Regions from separate parts of the Homo sapiens genome. Here region 2 is linked to region 1. A link is a loop called in an ENCODE intact Hi-C map of the cell type or tissue named here. Cell type or tissue: lower leg skin. All regions are shown on one strand. Links, peaks and the distances in the headings refer to the core of each region. The heading gives the core; the rest is flanking DNA.

The links. Hi-C counts contacts between places; a loop is a spot of excess contacts. Peaks named below come from ENCODE experiments on the same cell type or tissue, not always from the same donor. Only the 100,000 strongest peaks of a DNase experiment are listed, where the experiment ranks them.
Region 2: a loop joins it to region 1, with 5 times the contacts of the local background. A loop is called at or near these places in 34 of 110 quality-filtered maps.

The regions. Positions count from the first base shown.
Region 1 is chr22:35,022,014-35,027,390 of GRCh38, forward strand. No RefSeq gene overlaps it. Among named protein-coding and RNA genes, the nearest start is that of LINC02885, 27 kb to the left of the region's middle. RefSeq lists an enhancer at 1,893-2,483. In lower leg skin, for the core only: no CTCF peak of the experiment used is centred there; DNase peaks (open chromatin) are centred at 498, 938, 1,898 and 2,208.
Region 2 is chr22:34,414,553-34,419,929 of GRCh38, forward strand. No RefSeq gene overlaps it. Among named protein-coding and RNA genes, the nearest start is that of LL22NC03-13G6.2, 210 kb to the left of the region's middle. RefSeq lists a silencer at 381-530. In lower leg skin, for the core only: no CTCF peak of the experiment used is centred there; no DNase peak of the experiment used is centred there.

The DNA of each region.
Region 1 (5,377 bases), core at 196-5,195:
AGACCCCCATCTCAAAAAATAAAAAAAGAAAAAGAAGTCTAATAAAGGGACATTGTTTGATTCAATAAATATTTATTGAGCACCTATTATGTCCCGAGCATTGTTTTAGGCACTGGAAACACACCAGTTGATAAAATAAACCAAAAATAGAATTATTTGTTGACAGACAAGAAATACAGGAAATAAGTAATATACCGAGAATGTTAGAAGGTGATCCATGCTACAAAATTTTTTTTAAAGCAGGATAAGACAGATGAAAGGGCCACGGAGGAGGCGCAGGTTGCAGCTGTAAATAGGGTGGTTGGACTAGATCCCATTGAGAAGGTGGCGTCTGAGCAAAGGCCTGGAGGACATGGAATGAGCCAGCCAGGCAGAGAGGATGAACTAGCCAGTGTAAATGCTCTCAGAAAGGGTATGTTCGGGGCACAGAGGAGGCCAGTGTGGCTAAGTGGAGGGGGCCAGGGGACAGTGGCTGGGGATGAGCTAAGGGAACTGATGGGGCAGACTGTGTAGAGACAGTCCCTCAGCTTTGGCACTATTGACCTTTGGGCTGGATAATTCTTTGTCGTAAGGGCCTGTCTCGTACATTGCAGGACATTGGCCGGCATCCCTGGTCTCTACCCACTCAAAGCCAGTAGCACCCTCCACCCAGTTGTGACAAGCAAAAATATCTCTAGATATTGCCAAGTGTTTCCTGGGGGGCAAAATTGGCCCCAGTGAGATTCGAGGCATGGAGAAGTGAAGTCACTTACCCAAGGTCACTTTGACTCATACCAATCTCATACCATGCTAACCCATAAGGCGGGCCACTGCTCCCGAGTGCAGAGTCCTGAAGTTCTGTGTGAGGGAGCAGCCTGGGTGGAGCTGTCTTCTCTCCACCAGAGCATGCCCACACAGCAAGCATCCTCCAGCCGTGCCTGGTCCTCCTGACCATGTCTGAGCTCTTGTCCCTCCCCTACCCAGCAAACTTACACATCCTTGTTCTCATTTCTGTTCAAGGCAAGGTTCCAGGAAACGGCGGGGCCCTAGAGCATGAGGTAGGCAACCTGCTGAGACCCCCAGTTGCCGACCGAGGCTGGCCTGCTCTTGAACCTGGTTCTGCCTCTTCCCAGCTGTTTGGCCCTGCAAGACAGATGAGGATGTTAATTTAACCTGCAGCACGTGACTGTGGTGAGGCTTAAATGAGAAAACGTTCATGAACCCATCTAGCAAAGCGCCCAGCACTGAGTAGGCTCCTAGATACTGGTTTCTTTCTAACACCTTGTCACAGTTTCCTAGCCCTGCCATAACAAACGACCACAAATTGGGAGGCTTAAACCAGCTTATTTTTATTCTCTCACAGTTCTGGAGGCTAGCAGCCTGAAATTGAGGTGTTGGCAGGGCCACGCTCCCTCTGAAGGATCAGGGAAGGATCTTTCCTTGTCTCTTCCAGTTTTTGGGTTCCCTTGCTCATGGCAGCATCACACCAATCACTGCCCCATCTTCACATGGCATTTTTTTTTTTTTTTGAAACAGAGTCTTGCTCTGTCGCCCAGACTAGAGTGCAATGGTGCAATCTTGGCTCACTGCAACCTCTGCCACCTGGGTTCAAGCAATTCTCCTGCCTCAGCCTCCCAAGTAGCTGGAATTACAGGCGCCTGCCACCATGCCCAGCTAATGTTTTGTATTTTGAGTAGAGACGGGGTTTCACCATGTTGGCCAGGCTGGTCTCAAACTCCTGACCTCAGGTGATCCACCTGCCTCTGCGTCCCAAAATGTTGGGATTATAGGCGTAAGCTACTGCGCCCGGCCCTTGACACAGTATATGTGTCTCTCTGTGTCCCCTCCTCTTATAAGGACACCAGTCATTGAATTTAGGATCTACCCTTCCCCCACCAAGGGAGGCCATGGGCAGGTCTTCCTTTCTCACAGTCTGTGCCTGTGTTTCCCCTCCTGCAAGCATGACCTTCCTGGTCCCCGGGCCCCAGGTGTTCTGGGAATATCCTGGGGCTGACCTCAGGCAGGAGAAAGGAGTTTGCTTCCCTGACATTTTTTATTCTGGATTAACCCAGCGAATCTTTGGGGACTGCGAGGGCACGGACACGGTAGAATCCCAGGTGGAAGAAGGCAAAGTGGGCGGGAGGGGAGAACTTGCATGTTTTAACCTTTTTCCTGCACCCAACCCCGCCATCCGACGCCAAGCTTCCAGTCAAACCTGAGACCACAGCTCCCCCTGGCGGTCAGCGCGAGCCCGCACCGCGGCTCTCCTGTGCTCACGCAGCCCTGCGCGGCGGAGGTGGCTGGAAATGAATTTAGCGTCAGCACAGTTATTTAAATTGTTTTAATTAATCACAGATTGAGCAGTAAATGAACCACTAAGTGGAGAGAGCGCGCGGGAGCAAGCGAGAAAGAGGTGAGGGGAGGAAGGCAGAGCCTAGGTGATGGCTCGAAAAAGCACAGACAGCTTCAGAGTGGGGCAGGAGGAGGGGGTACAGGCACAGGTCGCAGAGCTGTGCCCCCCACTCCTGGTGCCACACGTTGGGGCGGGGGGCATTCCAGCCCCAGTGGGGTTAGAAGGAGCGCAGAGCCTTGGGGCTAGGGCCTGCCTTCTCCCTTGACAAAAACGTTGAAAGGGGCCGGGCGCGGTGGCTCAAGCCTGTAATCCTAGCACTTTGGGAGGCCGAGGGGGGCGGATCACGACGTCAGGAGATCGAGACCATCGTGGCTAACACGGTGAAACCCCGTCTCTACTAAAAATACAAAAAATTAGCCGGACGTGGTGGCAGGCACCTGTAGTCCCAGCTACTCGGGAGGTTGAGGCAGGAGAATGGTGTGAACCCGGGAGGCAGAGCTTGCAGTGAGCCAAGATTGCGCCACTATACTCCAGCCTGGGTGACAGAGCGAGACTCCGTCTCAAAAAAAAAAAAAAAAAAGGTTGGAAGGTTGGCTAAAGAGAAGACAAAGCAGGAAGGGGGAGTAAACTTAGTAAATTTTTTTATTATTATTATACTTTAAGTTCTGGGATGCATGTGCAGAACGTGCAGGTTTGTTACATAGGGATACATGTGCCATGGTTTGCTGCACCCATCAACCTGTCATCTACATTAGGTATTTCTCCTAATGCTGTCCCCCGCCCAGCCCCACTCCCCAACAGGTCCCCAGGTGTGATGTTCCCCTCCCTGTGTCCATGTGTTCTCACTGTTCAGCTCCCACCTATGCGTGAGAACATGCAGTGTTTGGTTTTCTGTTCCTGTGTGAGTTTGCTGAGAATGATGGTTTCCAGCTTCATCCACGTCCCTGCAAAGGACATGAACTCATCCTTTTTTATGACTGCATAGTATACCATGGTGTATATGTGCCACATTTTCTTTATCTAGTCTGTTATTGATGGGCATTTGGGTTGGTTCCAAGTCTTTGCTATCGTGAATAGTGCTGCAATAAACATATGTGTGCATGTGTCTTTATAGAATGGTTTATAATCCTTTAGGTATATACCCAGTAATGGGATTGCTGGGTCAAATGGTATTTCTGGTTCTAGATCCTTGAGGAATCGCCACACTCTTCCACAATGGTTGAACTAATTTACACTCCCACCAACAGTGTAAGAGCATTCCTATTTCTTCACATCCTCTCCAGCATCTGTTGTTTCCTGACTTTTTAATGATCACCATTCTAACTGGCATGAGATGGTGTCTCATTGTGGTTTTGTCTGCATTTCTCTAATGACCAGTGATGATGAGGTTTTTTTCATATGTTTGTTGGCTGCATAAATTTCTTCTTTTGAGAATTGTCTGTTCAAATCCTTTGCCCACTTTTTGATGAGGTTGGTTTTTTTCTTGTAAATTTAAGTTCCTTGTAGATTCTGGATATTAGCCCTTTGTCAGATGGATAGATAGCAGAAATTTTCTCCCATTCTGTAGGTTGTCTGTTCACTCTGATGATAGTTTCTTTTGCTATGCGGAAGCTCTTTAATTAGATCCCATTTGTCAATTTTGGCTTTTGTTGCAATTGCTTTTGGTGTTTTAGTCACAAAGTCTTTGCCAATGCCTATGTCCTGAATGGTATTGCCTAGGTTTTCTTCAAGGGTTTTTATGGTTTTAGGTCTTACATTGAAGTCTTTAATCCATCTTGAGTTAATTTTTTTATAAGGTGTAAGGAAGGGGTCCAGTTTCAGTTTTCTGCATATGGCTAGCCAGTTTTCCCAACACCACTTATTAAATAGGGAATCCTTTCCCCATTGTTTGTTTTTGTCAGGTTTGTCAAAGATCAGATGGTTGTAGATGTGTGGCATTATTTCTAAGGCCTCTGTTCTGTTCCATTGGTCTATATACCTGTTTTGGTACCAGTACCATGCTGTTTTGGTTACTGTAGCCTTGTAATATAGTTTGAAGTCAGGTAGCGTGATGCCTCCAGCTTTGTTCTTTTGCTTAAGGTTGTCTTGGCTATACAGGCTCTTTTTTGGTTCCATATGAAATTTAAAGTAGCTTTTTCTAATTCTGTGAAGAAAGTCATTAGTAGCTTGATGGGGATAGCATTGAATCTATAAATTACTTTGGGGCAGTAAGGCCATTTTCATGATATTGATTCTTCCTAACCATGAGCAGGGAATGTTTTTCCATTTGTTTGTGTCCTCTCTTATTTCCTTGAGCAGTGGTTTGTAGTTCTCCTTGAAGAGGTCCTTCACATCCTTGTAAGTTGTATTCTAGATATTTTATTCTCTTTGTAGCAATTGTGAATGGGAGTTCACTCATGATTTGGCTCTCTATTATTGGTGTATAGGAATGCTTGTGATTTTTGCACATTGATTTTGTATCCTGAGACTTTGCTGAAGTTGCTTATCAGCTTAAGGAGATTTGGGGCTGAGACGATGGGGTTTTCTAAATATACGATTGTGTCATCTGCAAACAGAGACAATTTAACTTCCTCTCTTCCTATTTGAACACCATTTATTTCTTTCTCTTGCCTGATTGCCCTGGCCAGAACTTCCAATACTATCTTGAATAGGAGTGGTGAGAGAGGGCATCCTTGTCTTGTGCCGGTTTTAAAAGGGAATGCTTCGACTTTTGCCCATTCAGTATGATATTGGCTGTGGGTTTGTCATAAATAGCCCTTACTATTTTGAGATACATTCCATCAATACCTAGTTTATTGAGAGTTTTTAGCATGAAGCGTTGTTGAATTTTATCGAAGGCCTTTTCAGAATCTATCGAGATAATCATGTGGTTTTTGTCATTGGTTTTGTTTATGTGATGAATTATATTTATTGATTTGCATATGTTGAACCAGCCTTGCATCCCAGGTATAAAGCCAACTTGATTGTGGTGGATAAGCTTTTTGATGTGCTGCTGGATTCAGTTTGCCAGTATTTTATTGAGGATTTTCACATCAATGTTCATCA
Region 2 (5,377 bases), core at 262-5,261, 610 kb before region 1:
TAAAGAAAGAAAAAAAATACCTAATCCGATTGCCTTGTTTACAGTGCCTGGCATATGACAGGAGCTTACTACATGCTTGTAGGATTGTTTTGCCACCATGTCCTTGATCAACCAGTTCCCCCACTTGGGGTGCTGTTCTCTCACCCACTGTCTACTTCTCATCTGCCAATGAAGTAGATAGTAATATTTTGGGTACTCCCTTCATATTATGATTTTTGTGTGTGGCCATGAATTATGCTGGTGTGAACTGCTGCTCAGTGCCAACAGCATTCTGGAGAAGGAAGCACTCGAGAAGACACAAGGTAGATGGAGATTGAGAGGCCACTATGATGTCCTTCAGGTACAGTGTAGGTTCTCTTGGGGTCTTAGGGAGCAGAGCCTTGACTCCACCATTTTACAGGCACATGTGCTGCTTTGCACACCCCAGATAGGGGGCAGCAGACAACAGGGAATGATGCCTAGGAGGCTATGGTAAGTGGGTGGCTGGTAAGTTCCTGGGAGCTGTCCATGGTTTTGAGATGTCTCTGGTACCCAAACCGCTCAAGACATTGCTGTAGGTGAGCTTAGATTTTTGTTTTGACGCTTAGGGTACAAAACACTGTGGAGAAGGTGTGTGTATGTGTGTGTGTGTTTCTATTTGAAAAGCCAAGCTCCAAAAAACTGCATCATCCTGGAAGGTAAAGCAAACTCACTGCAGGGGCTTGCACATGTAGTGATTTAGGCCCCAGGTAGTCAACACTTTTTCTTACAATAGGTTTTGTGTGAAGTGTAATTCCAAGTCTACTTGCATCACAATTTTCTTGGAGCTTGTTAAAAATACAATTTCCAAGCTTTGCTTTACCAGACCTATTAAATCAGAATCTGAAGGCAAAGGTTGAGGAATGAGAGAGGGAAGGGCTAGATAAAAATATGCATTTTAAAAAGGCTTCCCTGGCAATTCATATTCACACTGAAGTTTAAAAATAATTTTACATCCAGTCCAAAGTGAAGTAGATGGTAATATTTTGGGGCAAGTACGGGGGAAACAAATCACAAGAACTACTGTTCATATTTATTTGTATCTCTTTATTTAAATGTTTCCATCTTCTGATATGCATTAAAATTTGCATAGTATTTTGCTACATGAATATACATTAGTTTGAGTATGTGGATACAATTCATACATAAATATACATGCATTTATTTATGTGTTTATTATTTCATTCAAAAGGTATTTATTGGGCACTCACTATGCCCCAAGCACCGTTCTAGGCACTTCAGCTGCAGTATTGAATAAGGCAAAGTATTTGTCCTCAGGGAGTTTATCTTTTCCTCACAAATGGAGAGGAAAGAACAGGAATAAATGTGTTGGGGATTCATTCCCTAAATTTTTTTTTAAACTTACTGGCTAAGTAATTTTAAAAAGTTTAGAAACCATTTATTTAGGTTTTTCAAATTATCACAAGTGAGTCATCTCATTCTATACAAAACAGAATATGTCTTGGCAGTCAGACTGGCCATTCTTTTGTCCTTTCAAATGATGCTGTCCTCCCAAAATCTTACTGGTTCCAGGAGGGACATCCTATTTCTACAATCTTGTCCCTGCTCTGTCTTGCTGTACTCAAGAACTCTCCTGTGGCTCCATTTTCCATCCTTAGAAAAACAGACAATGAGGAGTCCCTGCTGTTCTGCTGCTGTGACAATAAATGAGTGTGTGTTTTTCCAGTGCTACTGCCTTCTGTAGAAGGAGCTGAAAAAATGCAAAACGATTTCCTCTCTTAACACACACACTTTTTTTTTTTAATCAAAAATGCTGTTTTGTCCTCTTTTGGTGTCTTCTTCCTGGGAAGAAGAATTTATTATTAGATTGGCAACTCCCTCAAACGCTGAATAAAAGAATAAAGGGGAAGTGCCTTTGCTGTATCATGTATCAGAGGCCTCTCAGCATAATGTGTGAGCTCTGGCATGTCACCATATTTTACAGTAACTCTGATGTTTTCACCCAGCGCTTTTGAGTCAGGCGAAGAGAACTCGTATTTCAACCCAAATGCAATTTGCATAGCACACGTGATAACATCACACTTTTAAAGCCACCCGCCCTGTTGGGATCCCTCACATTTAGTTCAAATCCTCATTTCCTCTACAAAAGGATGTTGTGTAATTAGTGTAATCAGGTCCTAAGGACCATTGAGATTGTGACTATTGTGGGCTCAGCAGACAGAGTGATGTCACATCCAAATCCTAACAAAGCAGATTGGTCATGAATTGTCACCTCCCCACCACTTAGGCAGCAAAGACATTCCTCAAGTAAGGAGAGGACAGATGGTTCAACAATTTGTCTTGGAAATAGTATTTCCTGCTGCTAAGAAATGGTGTTGGGAAAGGGAAGCTGTAGTTCCAGGGTAAGAAGCAAAGAGGAAAAATTTATGTGCTAAAAGATCACTAAAGAGAAATCATGCATTTATTCATGAAACCACCATTTATTGAGCATTTACTGTGTACTGGGCACTAGGTCTGAAGCAATAAGCAGCAATGATCCAGACAGACACTGAGATTATTTTCATATCTTGGCTATTGTGAAAAATGCTGCAATGAACATATCTGTATCTCATGAATGAACTCCATATCCCATGGAGTTTATAGCTGTTAGGAAACAGACATTTAATTCAGTGATTATAGCAGAAAATGTGATAGTGCTACAGTAGAAAACACATAGTGCTACAGGTTAATCCACTCAAGCTGTTATGGCAAATGCACATACTGGGTAGCTAATAAGAAACACAAACTTATTTCTCATGGCTCTGGAGGTTGGGAAGTCCAAGATCAAGATGCCCATTGATTTTTTGTCTATTGAGGGCCCATTTCTTGGTTCATAGACCACATCTTCTCACTGAGTCCCCACATGGTGGAAGGAGTGAGGGAGCTCTCTGGGTCCTGTATTATAATGGCACTAATCCAATCCACAGGGGCTCTGCTGCCATGAGACAATCACCTCCTCATAGGTGTCACCTCCTAACACCATCATCTTGGGCGTTAAGTTTCCACCTCTGAATTTTGAGGGAACACAAATATTTAGACGGTAGCACACCTCCTTTGTGAGCCTCAGAAAAGACTTCCTGAAGTTAATGATAGTTAAGACACAAGGATGAGGCCAGGCATGGTGACTCACACCTGTAATTCCAGCACTTTGGGAGGCCAAGGCGGGTGGATCACCTGAGGTCAGGAGTTCATGACCAGCCTGGCTAACATGGTGAAACTCTATCTCTACTAAAAATACAAAAATTATCCAAGCATGGTGATGGGCGCTTGTAACCTCAGCTACTCAGGAGGCTGAGGCAGGAGAATTGCTGGAACTCAGGAGGTAGAGGTTGCAGTAAGCCAAGATGGTGCCATTGCACTCCAGCCCAGGTGACAACAGTGAGACTCCATCTCAAGAAAAGAAAAAAGACACAAGGATGAGTATGAGTTTCAGGGTTCTAATCTTGACTCTACTTCCTTATTTCAATTATTTCAGCCCTTTAAAAATGCGACTATATTCCAAATCCTGTACTAAACACCCAGAATATAGAGCTGAATAAGGCCTGGCCACTGGCCTTTAGAAACATACAACCTAGTGTACAGGATGGACTTGATGAAAGATGGTGTGAGTGAAGTGAGATGGTGAGAAGTCTAGAGAAGTGAGGAGCTGCTCTTCCTGGAGAAGCCTTCATTAAAGGATTGTCTTGACAGAAAAGTAGGAATTTTTCCCAGTGAAGAAGTTTTTTAAAAGTTGATTTTAGGCCTTGCATGTATAGAGGTATGAAGCTGTGAAAAGGCTAGGAGTGTCCAAAGAGTATGCGAAGTGCAGTATGAGTGGGAGGGAAGTTGAATAGGATGGAGAGGAGGAGGAAGTGGGTAGGTAGGGGCTAGATTAAATAGGCCCAATGAAAGAGCAGAGATGGGCTCTTTCAGGCAAAGTGGAACTTACAAAGGATTTTATGCAAAAGAGTGCCACGATCATTTATGCAGTTTGAAAATACCACTAGAGGTCATTTCAAGGGGAAGCACTGGACACAAACCAAGCAGTTCAGAGTTTGTTATATCAGTTCATGTGATGGGTGATGAAGGCCTGAGTTGAGGCACTGGTAGTCTTGATAGGAGGGAAAAGTTAAAATTTTTTATATGGGCAGATTTCTAGGTTTTGGTATCTCATTAAATGTGAAATAAGGATAAAAGAGAAAACAAAAGTGGCATTTTATATTCAAAGGATCGATGGCTCTCCAACGTGATTAGAATTCCCTGGGGAACTCTGAACAAATATACATGCCTAGGTTTCAGCCTGAATGAATTAAAAGCAAAGTGTCTGGGGTAGACCCCAGACCTTTCCTTTTCCTTTTCCTTTCCTTTTTCCTTTCCTCTTTTCTCTTTTTTTTAGACAGAGTCTCGCTCTTTCTCCAGGCTGGAGTGCAGTGGCGTGATCTGTGCTCACTGCAACCTCTGCCTCCTGGGTTCAAACGATTCTCCTGCCTCAGCCTCCTGAGTAGCTGGGACTACAGGTGCACACCACCACACCCAGCTATTTTTTTTTTGTATTTTTAGTACAGACAGGGTTTCATTATGTTGGTCTGGATGGTCTCGATCTCCTGACCTCGTGATCTGCACACATCGGCCTCCCAAAGTGCTGGGATTGCAGACGTGAGCCGCCATGCCTGACATTTCTGTCTGTAAAATCTCCCCAGGTGATTTATTTTTTTTTGAGAGAGAGTCTTGCTCTTTTGTCCAGGCTGGAGTGCAGTGGCATGATCTTGGTTTACTGTTACCTCCGTTTCCCTGGTTTAAGCGATTCTCCTGCCTTAACCTCTCAAGTAGCTTGGATTACAGGCATGCACCACCACACCTGGCTAATTTTGGTATTTTTGGTAAAGATGGGCTTTCACCATATTGGCCAGGCTGCTCTCGAACTCCTGACCTCAGGTGATCCACCTGCCTCAGCCTCCCAAAGTGCTGGGATTACAGGCGTGAGCCATCACACCTGGCCTAGGTAATTTTACTGTGCTTCCATGGTTGAGAAATGATGTTCCAGATTGGAGCTGAAAACCATGGTGCACAGGCCAAATATGGCCTGCCATGCATTTTATTTTTAATTTTTTTGAAAAAAGTTGAAACTGATTGAGATAATTATAGATTCACATGCAGTTGTAAAAGATAATACAGAGAGACTCCTTGCACAGTGTGCCATTTTTCTTAGTGGTAATATTTTTCAAAACTATAGTATAATGTTGCAACCAGGAAATTGACATCAATACAATACACTGATCATATTCAGATTTTTCCTGTTTTACTTTTGCCCATCTTTATGCGTTTATTAACTGCTATGCCATTTTATCGTGTGACAACTTGTGTACTGACAACCACATTT